Linked DNA regions of Homo sapiens: regions 2, 3 and 4 are each linked to region 1. The links are chromatin contacts, found by Hi-C in ENCODE. All regions are on one chromosome and are shown on one strand. Each heading gives the region's core, a stretch centred on a gene start or an enhancer-like site at or near the end of the contact. The rest is flanking DNA. Distances are from core to core; before and after follow the strand shown. Region 1 holds the start of GSK3A (glycogen synthase kinase 3 alpha). Region 2 holds the start of PLEKHG2 (pleckstrin homology and RhoGEF domain containing G2). Region 3 holds the start of DYRK1B (dual specificity tyrosine phosphorylation regulated kinase 1B). Region 4 holds the start of TOMM40 (translocase of outer mitochondrial membrane 40).

Region 1 (2,700 bases), core at 133-2,632:
CGATCTCGGCTCACTGCAACCTATGCCTCCCGGGTTCAAGCGATTCTCCTGCTTCAGCCTCCTGAGTAGCTGGTATTACAGGCGCCCGCCACCACACCCGGCTAATTTTTGTACTTTTAGTAGAGACGGGGGTTTCGCTATGTTGGCCAGGCTGGTCTCGAACTCCTGACCTCGGATGATCCGCCAGCCTCGGCCTCCCAAAGTGCTAGGATTACAGGCGTGAGCTACTGGCGCCCAGCCTGAGCCACAGCGCCAGGCCCAGAAATGACATTTCCGTCTTTTTAATGCTCCATTCAGCTTCCTGGTGCGAACCACATTGCTAGGAAAAGCTAGACTGTATCCGAAGACTAGTTAGTGTTCTGAGAAACCGCCGGGAACTTTGTTTCCCGAATCTTTGCAGAGTTGCGGTTAGAGAGGGGACATTTTTTCTTTCCTGATCTATGGTCACCTGGAACTTAAAGGTGCTTGGATCCATTTTCCAGCAGTCCTTGATCGACCTCGGCTCTTTCTTAAAGAAGGACCTGGGGGCGAGGAAGGAGGCGCTGAAACACTTTTAAGTCTCTCCAGGGAACTGCCGCAGTCTCTAACCTTTCGTTCACACGCCCCTGATGGTGGCCATTGGACTTCGCTTCCCGGCAAGCCTCCGCAGACTGGCCTCACAGAGGGTCAGGTCTGGACTATTCCCCAGCATGCTTGGAGCTCATGGGCGATCCCGCCCCCTCAGTCAATGGGGAGGATACGTCGAACTCCATTTCCCAGAACACACCAGGGCTCGCTGTGGCAACTGCACTGAGGCCTTGGTGCTGACTACACTTCCCGGCAGGGACTGCGGCCCAGCGTACCTGGAAAGAGGAGCGCGTAAACCTACTCCATTTCCTCGCCCATCTCCGGAACTGCAGTATCCACCTGGGGCTTAAAAACCACCTGAGACTCCATTTCCCGGCGTGCTTTAAAAATCGCTTTACACCTGCAATGCGGTGAGGGCGTGGCGACGACTCCATTTCCCGGCTTGCCTCACGGCCCGAGACCCGCAGGTTCACGCGGGCCGACTCAATTTCCCAGAGCGCACCGAGCTCTGGGAGGCATACACAGCTAATAGACTGAGTGAGTGGACTCCGTTTCCCAGCGTGCATCAGGCTCTCTGCTTCCTAAAGTGCTTCAGGGCTCCCCGTCGTACAGTCGGCTGACAGATTACCCTGGACTCCATTTCCCGACGTACAGCGTGACCCGTCATTCCCGCCCATCATTCCCGCGGTCTACTCTGAGGCTTTTGTGGACTTCATTTCCCGGCGTGCCACGCGGCTCTCTGTGCGGGCCGAGGGCGGTGACGGCGGCGCGGACGACAGCCGGACTGCATCTCCCGGCGTGCCCCGCGGCGGGCGCTGGGCCGGAGCCGGAGCCCAAGCCAGAGCGGCGCGGCCTGGAAGAGGCCAGGGCCCGGGGGAGGCGGCGGCAGCGGCGGCGGCTGGGGCAGCCCGGGCAGCCCGAGCCCCGCAGCCTGGGCCTGTGCTCGGCGCCATGAGCGGCGGCGGGCCTTCGGGAGGCGGCCCTGGGGGCTCGGGCAGGGCGCGGACTAGCTCGTTCGCGGAGCCCGGCGGCGGAGGCGGAGGAGGCGGCGGCGGCCCCGGAGGCTCGGCCTCCGGCCCAGGCGGCACCGGCGGCGGAAAGGCATCTGTCGGGGCCATGGGTGGGGGCGTCGGGGCCTCGAGCTCCGGGGGTGGACCCGGCGGCAGCGGCGGAGGAGGCAGCGGAGGCCCCGGCGCAGGCACTAGCTTCCCGCCGCCCGGGGTGAAGCTGGGCCGTGAGTACTAGTGGCGCCCGTGTAGGGTGGTGATTAGGGTTCCCAAAGCTCCTCAGACATCCATCAGATTCTTTCATGTGCTTAGATAGGAGCTCGAGGTCACTGTGCCTCCCCATACCGGGGATCCGAGCCCTCTTCCTCCCAGGAAAAGGAGTCTTGGGGTTACCATCTCTTGGAGATCAGAATTACTCGTGGATCAGAATTACTAACACTTAAAGAAACGGGTTACAAGTCTCTGTTCTTCCATTATTGAGGTCTTGGGTCCTTGAGCCTTAAGAACAGGTATCTGATGTTGCTATTCATTATAATATTGGATCAGAGGTCACAGTCGCTTGCAAATGGGGATCTAGGGTTATTGTCTCCTAAGAGAACAAGAATAAGACCAACCCCGAAAAAGAGGGATCTGCATTCCCTGTCCTTCAGAAGATGGGGATTTGGAGCGAATATCACTTAGAAGCAGGGCTTTGAGGTTACTGTGTTTTGTCCCCAAAGAATAGGGCCAGGCTTTCCAAACCTGGTACTCAGATCATCTTCCCTATTAAAACCAAGACCTGGCATCATTACCCACCCTAAATCTTGTTGAGCTGTACTGCCAATGGTGAGAATTAATAGTTACTGCCTTTTAGATATAAAGACATTGGGAGTCAGCATATCCTTCAAACCAAGTCCATAGTCCATGTTTTAAAATACATGGCTTGGTGTGTCTCCTTTAACAAAAATGGAATGGAGCAGGGTAGGTCACAGTTTCCTACAGAATATGGATCTAAGGTTATACTTTTTTAATAATTGTTCTAAGGTATGGTGTCATTGGCTCTGAAAAAAAAAAGTGATGTAGGGTTATCTCCCTCTGAAAGAACTTGTCACTGGCCCCTCAAAATGGATTTGGTGGCCGGGCGCGG
Region 2 (2,763 bases), core at 22-2,521, 2.8 Mb after region 1:
ATGGGGGAGGCACAAAGTGACAGAAAGAAGGGGACAAGGAGAGAGAACCTGGCGAAAAAGATGGAAAGGCTGAGACAAAGAAGAGTGAGCGGAGCAGGAGGCGCAGAAGCTGCGAGTCCCGTTTGTCTGGGGCCGGAGGCTTAGGGATCCTGGGAACGTTTGGGCTCCAGCTGGAGCGGAGGGCGAGGGGCAGGGCTGGGAAAAGCCGTGGGCGGGAGGCCGCGGGGTCCCAGGGGAGGGCGGAGGCTGGGGGACCGGATGCCAGGGTCCTGCAGACGGCTCCCTCCCCCGCCGAGGGCTGCGCGCTGGGGCGCTGGCCCCGAGCCCTCGCACCCCCTCCGGCCGGTCTCTCCGAACCCCGATCGCCGTCCCCACAGCCACAGCCTCCCCAGCGCCTTCCCACACCCCTCCAGCCCCCAACTCCCGCCGGCGCCTCGGCTCGCCCCCCGCCGGCACGCCCCCTCATTGTTCAGCAGTGGCGCCGCCCCCTCCCCCAGTCCGCCTGGGCCCCTCGCCTCCCCCCTCACCTCCCGGGGAGCCTCCAGCCCCGGCTCGAGGCAGCCCGGCTCCTGCGCGACCCCGACGCGGTCCCCAGGGAGGTGCGGAGCCCAGACTCAGGGGCGTGAACTTCGGGCTCTCAGGCTCCAGGAATAGAATCTGGGGTCTCTCGGAGACTGGGGTCCCGCAGTCGGAATTTCTCAGTGTTCTACGTAGGGGATGCTAGGAGCCTCGACTCTGGAGTCTCAGATGGCGGCGCTGGGGACCCACATTCCTAAGTCTTCTAGGTAGGGCCGTGGGGTGGGGGATGGATTTCTGAGTTCCCCTAATTCTAGGGGCAGGAATGAAACTCCCTCCAGGTGGGAGCACAGGGGGGTCCCAAAGTCCTGGGTCCCCTTGAAGCGATGGCCGCTGCAGCCCGAAACTGGTTGGGGCGCTTAGAAGTCCGGATCTCAAGTTCCTCCAACGCGGGGTCTTGGGATCGGAGCCCTGGAGGGAGTCTGCGGTCCTGGATCCTGAGTTCTTGAAACGGGGATACGGGGCGCTCGGCCTCCAGGGTCTCGCGGGGTGACGTCCGGGCTCCCGGCTGCTCCAGGAGGGGGCGCTGCGCACCTGGATGGCTCAAGTCCTCCAGCCTGGGCGCCGGGGTCTGGACCTCGGGGTCTCTCAGGATGCGGTGCAGAAATTCCGGACGCCCGGGTCCGAGCCTCTGGACCCCTCGGGCTCCCGGCTGGGTGTCACGGGGCTCGTGTGACGGCGGCGGCGCCACATCTGGGGCGGGAGAGTCCGATCCCAGCTGTGAGGCGGGGGGCGGTCGCCCGGGGCTTCCCCTCCCCCGCTGTCGCCGGGGCTCACATCCTGTTCCCGCCTGCGGGGGGGGGAGGGGCTGCCTTCCGGCCGACCCGCCAGCGAAGGGTTAAGACCCCACCCCTTGTTTTGAATATTCATGAGGAGGCGTGTCCTTCTGGTAGGCGACACCCCTACATTCCAAACGCCTCGCGGACTTTTCCCTTTTACAGCAAGGGCCGCGAGGCGTGAGAATCCGGAACTGGCAATGCACTGTCTCCTATTGGTCAATGCAAAATGTTTAATTTGCATATATAACACAAGGCGGGGCCCTCCGGTGAGGTCACGTGGCTATGAACCACTGAAGAAGACCCCGGCGCAGGGGTGCGGCCGGAGCTCCAGTGGCGCAATCGGTTAGCGCGCGGTACTTATATGACAGTGCGAGCGGAGCAATGCCGAGGTTGTGAGTTCGATCCTCACCTGGAGCACTTTTTTTCCCCATCAGTTTTTATAAACTTACACATCTAATAAACCAACCAAAACATCTACATCACTTAGATGAATGAACGTTTCTATCTTTTGAATTATTGGGCTCAAAAGACTCCTAGGGCTTTGGCGACGGTCCTTTGGGTGTTCTGTATTGTAGGGAGGTGCCGTTTCCGTCCCAGCCACCAGGTGGGGGTATCGTCTCTTATTAGATGCTCTGGGCATGGAATTGTGTGCAAACAGTTTGACTTCTGTAGAGATGTGGGTCCTCGGCAAACTGTATATGACTCTGCCTCCTCTGTATTTCTCTGTCTTTTTAATGCCTCCTTTACAGATGAACATAGCTATCTGTCTTGGAGTTTTCGACCTCTGTTGAAAAGGAAAACTATGTTTTTGAGTCGACTTGTTTTTTCAATAAATATTGAACATTCACTATGCCTGGCTTCCTTTAGCTGTGTGTAATACAGCAGTGAACAAGTAGTCCCTGCCCCTGAGGACGCGACATTCTAGTGGGGAGGCAGATTGCTGTCAACATAAGAATTAAGTACATTTTAATGTTAGGTGGTGATGATAAATGTCATGGAAAAAGTCGAGCAAGGTAGGGAGGATGGGGTAGTTGGAGGTGGGGTGTGGATTGCAACAGCAGTGGTCAGGGAGGATCTCACAGAGAAGGCAACTTTTGAGCAGAGACATGAAGGAGGGGAGTGAGCCATGGGGACACCAGGGGAGTGTTCAGGCAGAGGGAACAGCTAGTGCAAAGCTCCTATGGATGAAGCAGACCAGACTTGGTAGAGCAGCTAGGAGGCCAGTGTGGCTGGAGCAGAGTGGCCAAGGGGGAGGGTAAGCGATGGGTGCCAGATTGTGTGGGCTGTGGGGAGGACTTCGGACTTTGACTTTTATGTGACCTGACTCAGGTCTCATAACAGGCTTCCTTTGGTTGTCTCGTGGGGGAGTGGAGAAAGGAGAGACTGAAGGCAGGGGCTAGAGCAGAGA
Region 3 (2,700 bases), core at 32-2,531, 2.4 Mb after region 1:
GGTTCAAGCGATTCTCCTGCGTCAGCTTCCCGAGTAGGTGGGACTACAGGTGTGCGCCACCACACCCGACTAATTTTTGTATTTTTAGTAGAGATAGGGTTTCACCGTGTTGGCCAGGATGGTCTCAATCTCCTGATTTCGTGATTGAGCCACCTCGGCCTCCCAAAGTGCTGGGATTACAGGCGTGAGCCACCACGCCCAGCCTTAGACTGGGTAATTTATAATGAATGGAAATTTATTTGGCTCCCAGTTCCAAAGGCTGGAAAGTCCAAGATTGGAGGTCTGAATCTGGCGAGGGCCTTCTTGCTGTCATCCATTGGCAGAAGGGTGAGAGCAAGATAGAAAGGGGGCATAATCATCCTTTTAATCAGCAACCCACTCTTGTGATAATAGCATTACTCTATTCAGGAAGGCAGAGGCCTCATGACCTGAATCATCTCTCGAAGGTCCCACCTCTCAACTCTTGCATTTAAGGGTTACGTTTCCAACACATGAACTTTGGGGGACACACTAGAACCATAGCACTGAGTTTTACTTGAATTAATAATGAAAACATCTGGTTTAAAGAGCACACAAGAGAAAAACAGCCCAAAGCCCTGTTGTAGACATTAGTCCTTTCTCCTCTTTAGGCCAACTGCATTGACTCCACAGCCTCAGCCGAGGCCGTGTTTGCCTCCGAAGTGAAAAAGATGCAACAGGAGAACATGAAGCCGCAGGAGCAGTTGACCCTTGAGCCATATGAAAGAGACCATGCCGTGGTCGTGGGAGTGTACAGGTGAGCAGGGGCCCAGCAATACACCAAGACAGACATCTCTGTCCCTTGCACCCCGAGTGCCATGATCCTGGGGACCCTCCTTCATCACCTATCTTCCTCTCACAGGCCACCCCCCAAGGTGAAGAACTGAAGTTCAGCGCTGTCAGGATTGCGAGAGATGTGTGTTGATACTGTTGCACGTGTGTTTTTCTATTAAAAGACTCATCCGTCTCCCATGTCTGCTGCTCATTCCTCCCCTTGACCTGCTGACACAGGGAGCACGCACCCTTGGTCAATTTTGCGGGGTTGGGTAAATTCTCACTCGGTCACAGAGCGCATGCTCCGTTTCTAGCTGCCTTTGCGCAGCGGCAGCCTGGATTTCGGTTCTTGGGTGGGATTGGTAGCTCGCTGCGCATGCGTGCAGGTAAGCGGCCATCTCGCGCAGGCGGAGTGTCAGTGTGGGTCACGTGAGGGGAGCGGAGAGGGAGGGATGGGGGCGGAGTCCAGGGCGTGGGGGGGCCGGTTTGTTGTGGTCGCCATTTTGCTGGTTGCATTACTGGGTAATCGGGGCCCTGGCTTGCCGCGTCCGCCGGATACCCTCAGCCAGTGGGCAGGTCTGAGCTCGGGCTCCCCGAGCAGTTTGAGTCCCCTTGCCCGCTCCTTCAGGTAACGGCGCGGGGACGGGTGGGGCGGCAAGCGGTCGCAGGGAGGTGGGCAGGACGGGATCCGCCCTGCTCCCGTCGCCGTGAGACTTAGCACGAGGCCAAGGGAGGAGAGGAGGGGGGTGGCAGGCAGGTGCGGGCCCTGCCTGGCTATTCATAGTTGAATTCCTGGAACCGGCCAAGCCCGAGGAAGCAGTTGCAGGAGGGAGGCTGGGAGGGGGTAGCCGGGCCCCACTCCCGCCCTTTGTTTGGGCTCAGCTCCGCGGGCCGCTTCTTCGTCGCCTAGCAACAGCTGCCCTAGGCTGTGATTGGCTGAGCTCTTGGCACCAGCGACCAATGGTACAGTTGTTGCCATGGCAGGTGCCGATTGCCAAGCTCAGTCGGGCCCCGCCTTCCGGTCTCAGCAGGCCCAGGAGGGCCTCCTGGGTGGGGGGCGGGACGCCGGGTCCCTAGGGGCTGGTGGTCACTCAGGGTGGGGCGTGTCGCCCCTCCCCCGTCCACCTGCTCTACTCTTCCCCCGCGTGCCCTGGGCTGACCCTTGTCCCCTCCTCTCCCCGCCCCCGGTGGCAGTGGCGGCTGCTGTTGTCACCCACCGGGCCTCCTGTCCCGCTTGCCCTCCCCGCCGCGGGGCCGGCCGGGCCAGAGACAGGCGGTCGCCTTTTCAGCGCCGCCACCGCCGCCATGCTGGCCGCTCGCCCACCCCACTGGGGGCCCCACCGCGCCCCAGCCCCCCGTGGGCCCCGCGCCAGCCCTGACCCGGGTAGGGGGTGGGGGCTGGGAGAGATGATCCTGGTGTGGGAGGGCCCCGGAGAAGAGGTGGTTTTTTGGGGGAAGCTCCAAGGGTGGAGGAGTCGTGGAGTGGCAAGGCATGGAATAGGAGAAAGGGATTTGACATGGGGGAGAGAGTGGCCCATGGGGAGAAGATTTTTGCTGTAGCTGACAACTCTGGGAGGAGAGAACCCTATGTGATAACTTGGGGATTTGACTTTGAGGCCCTCTAGGAGTGGACACAGTTGTGGAATGACCCTGGTATAAAGAGGGGTGCCTGGAGAAAGGTCTGTGGTAGGAATATTAGGGTGTGTGTGTGTGTGTAGGGGGGCAAGGAAGCAGTGTAGGGGAGAAAAGGATGATCACTCTAAACTGTGGGAAGAGACACCTCCTCCTTCTCCCATCAGGAGGAGTGGGCCTTGATTGGGATGGGATATTGGAGTAATATGGGGAAGAACCCTGTTGTGGTAGGGGGAATTGGGATATGGTACAGGGAGACTACCTGGAAGGCTGGTT
Region 4 (2,700 bases), core at 26-2,525, 2.6 Mb before region 1:
GTGTGCAGATGCAGGGAGGGGGACGGCGGGGACGATCTCTGGTGGGTAAGGACACCAGGAAGGCTCACCTGAAAATGGTTACTCAACCCTTTGTTGACTGTGAGCTTGACACCCTCCATCTGAATGGGAAACAGCTCTGGAGAAGAGAAACGCTGTCACACTCCACTCCAACCCCACACCAACTCTCATCTCTTCCTTCCCTACCACCCCCAGCTCTCTCCAGAGACCCACAGCAGAACATCTCACAAAGGATTCCACCTGTAAAGAGGCAGTACAGCCTAGTTAGACAGGGCCAGGGCCTTTGCTTGCTCAAATCTCACTGCCACCAAGCTGAGCAACTTTAGGTCAAACTCATCATCTGAAAGATGGGACCCTCACCACACAGAATTGTCCCAAGGATCTAATGAGTTAACGTATAATGAACACCAGAACAGAACTCCATAAATCTCCACCACTACTACTACTCTAATTGCTCCAGGCTGGGATCCGGAGGCTTTGGGTCCCATACCCAAGGAACCTCGCTGACACCTTGCTGACACCGTGACCTTGGGCCTCAGTTGCCTTCCCGATCACAAGAGAAGTCTGGCTTGGCTGATCCCGGGGCTCCTCAGGTCCCTAAAGGCTTTTCTCTACTGCTATGACATTCCATCCCGTTTCCAGCATTTGATTCCATCATTCTAAGCCCCAAGTCCAACGTTCCACCATTCGATCCCAACATCACCTCCTAGTGCTGTTAAATAATTCCAATGGTGCGCGCCAAATCCCAGAGTCCCCAGTGTCCTCCCCCTTCCCCCGAGATCCAGGCCATCGCAGCCCAGCGGGGGCCCCTCGCCCCTCACCCTTGCACTTCCGGTGGCACTCCTCGAATGTGCCCGGGTTGGGCAGGCAGCCGCAGGCCCCATCCTCGGCGGCCCCTGAGGCGCTGGCGGTTGCAGCCCCGGGGGTCCGTTCCGAACTTCGACTCGTACTGGTGCCGGCGCCCAGGCTGCCTCCCAGCGGCGGCAGCGTGAAGCCCGGCGGCGAGGGCGGAGGTGGCGGCAGCCCCACGAGGGCCGGCGCAGGCGGCGGTGGCGGCCCTGCGGGCGGCGAGCTGGCAGCCAACACGTTCCCCATGGTCGCCTGCTAGGGGAGAGGTCAGAGGGCAGAGGTCAGGGCCCGCGCGCCCCCGACTCAGCCCCAGCAAATCCGCACCCGGCTCCGGCCCCGGTTCTCACTGGCGGCGGCGCCTGCTCCCGGCCTGGGCTCCGCTCCCACCCCGTGCGCCACGCGCAACCGAACCCGCTGCCGCCGCCGCCACCACCGTCGCCCCGCCCCACCTAGCCCATTGGTTTAGTGTGCCCTGAGGCCCGCCCACCAGCGTCAAGACTCGGTCTTCCCATTGGACTTGTGCATAAAGTCCCGCCCACTTTCCCTGAAATGTCCTTTTGTATTGGTTCTCACTCGCAGGGTAGCCACGGCGCCCCTCCCACCCTTCCCATTGGCTCGCAGCGCCTGCGCCTATTGGCTCGCGTCGCCGCGGGTTCCGGTGCTAACCCGCCATTGGTCTGTGCTGAGCATTTTGCCACGCCCGCTGAGGCATCGCCCCGCCTCTCTCCTGGAGGAGGCCCTCTTTTGATTCCGCCCCGCGGCGAGGTTGCTGTGATAATTGGTCGGCTTTGACCCTTGCAGCATTTTGATTGGCTCCAGCGTGTACGGGGTCGACCTTGGTGGCGTATCAGCTTGGTACTCTCATTGGCTAACGTTCCAGGGTCGAAGGACAGGTAAAGGTGGGTTGCGCGGCAGAGGCGGCTAGGCAGCAAGGTCAGGCCTCGCGTCCCACCAGGCACCGCGGCAGCCGGGCCCCCACCCCACCTCTGGTTCGGAGTAGCCGACCTAAAACCGGAAGTGCTGGCCCTTCCCAGAGTGCCTCGGGAGAATTCTAATCTGTTCTGCGAACCCTGCGCTGCTCCTCGTTACCCACAATGCCCTCATCACCTCTTAGCGAAACAGTTGCCTTAGACCCACCCCTTTCGTTACCCATCATGCCTCTTGTTCCTCGCGTCACTGCGGCTTCTATCTTTGGCCCATTCATTCCTCTCCCATTACCCATCATGCCTCTGCCCCATTCATTTGAGCTTCATTGCCCAGACTACTTTTAGCTCCAGCCTGCCTGCTCACTTTCGTCGTTCTTCCGGCCCTTCTCTAATTAGCCATCATGTTTTGGATCCATGAACTCCTGTCCGTTACCTCCCTTGCCCCCGGTCCCTATTTTTCCATTATTCATCACTCTGCCTCTGGCCCATTCATTCAGGTTTATTATCCGTCATGCCTTGGGCTCCTATTACAACATTATTCATGATTTTGCCTTTAGTCTACTTTTACTTGCCGTTTATTCATTAAACTTGAGCCTCTTATACTTTCGTTACTGCTTTTTTAATTTTTATTTTTTTAAAGACAAGGTTGGACTCTGTCACTCAGGCTGGAGTGCAGTGGCGCCATCATAGCTTACTGCAGCCTTGAACTTCTGGCCTCAATCGATCCTCCTACCTCAGCCTCCAGAGTAGCTGAACTACAGGTGCGTGCCACCACGCCCGGCTAACTTTCGTAGAGGCGGGGTCTCACTGTGTTTCCCAGGCTGGTCTCTTAACTCCTGGACTCAGTCGAGCTTCCCGCCTCAGTTTCCCGAAGTGCTGGAATTACAGGAATGAGCCACTGCATCTG

Evidence for each region. A loop is a pair of places that touch in the nucleus more often than their neighbours do. Pooled maps may share reads with other maps.
Region 2: a loop to region 1 is called in a pooled map, with 7 times the contacts of the local background. The contact joins the promoter of PLEKHG2 here to the promoter of GSK3A in region 1. A Hi-C loop is called at or near these places in 1 of 168 maps with a recorded cell type or tissue (ascending aorta) and 9 of 50 pooled maps.
Region 3: a pooled map shows a loop between it and region 1 (10-fold over the local background). The contact joins the promoter of DYRK1B here to the promoter of GSK3A in region 1. A Hi-C loop is called at or near these places in 6 of 50 pooled maps.
Region 4: a loop to region 1 is called in a map of naive thymus-derived CD4-positive, alpha-beta T cell, with 13 times the contacts of the local background. The contact joins the promoter of TOMM40 here to the promoter of GSK3A in region 1. A Hi-C loop is called at or near these places in 1 of 168 maps with a recorded cell type or tissue (naive thymus-derived CD4-positive, alpha-beta T cell), 1 of 37 single-sample maps with no recorded cell type and 9 of 50 pooled maps.

Annotation. Positions count from the first base shown.
Region 1 is chr19:42,241,284-42,243,983 of GRCh38, reverse strand. GSK3A (glycogen synthase kinase 3 alpha) reads left to right here and starts at 1,382. Exons shown (of 11, transcript NM_019884.3): 1 at 1,382-1,801. The coding sequence starts at 1,519. RefSeq lists enhancers at 1-96, 711-760, 97-891, 821-1,030 and silencers at 1,321-1,530, 1,561-1,840.
Region 2 is chr19:39,411,177-39,413,939 of GRCh38, reverse strand. It overlaps PLEKHG2 (pleckstrin homology and RhoGEF domain containing G2), which reads right to left and starts at 1,271. Exons shown (of 19, transcript NM_022835.3): 1 at 528-1,271. It overlaps TRI-TAT1-1 (tRNA-Ile (anticodon TAT) 1-1), which reads left to right and starts at 1,680; the gene lies at 1,680-1,772. RefSeq lists silencers at 180-239, 350-419, 430-569, 1,100-1,459 and enhancers at 1,670-1,719, 1,730-1,829, 2,240-2,329.
Region 3 is chr19:39,832,743-39,835,442 of GRCh38, reverse strand. DYRK1B (dual specificity tyrosine phosphorylation regulated kinase 1B) reads left to right here and starts at 1,281. Exons shown (of 11, transcript NM_004714.3): 1 at 1,281-1,420. FBL (fibrillarin) reads left to right here. Exons shown (of 9, transcript NM_001436.4): 8 at 630-775; 9 at 881-985. The coding sequence ends at 905. RefSeq lists silencers at 1,469-1,578, 1,839-2,108.
Region 4 is chr19:44,889,829-44,892,528 of GRCh38, reverse strand. TOMM40 (translocase of outer mitochondrial membrane 40) reads right to left here and starts at 1,275. Exons shown (of 9, transcript NM_001128917.2): 1 at 840-1,275; 2 at 69-136. The coding sequence starts at 1,113. RefSeq lists a silencer at 939-1,578 and enhancers at 1,889-2,048, 2,218-2,700.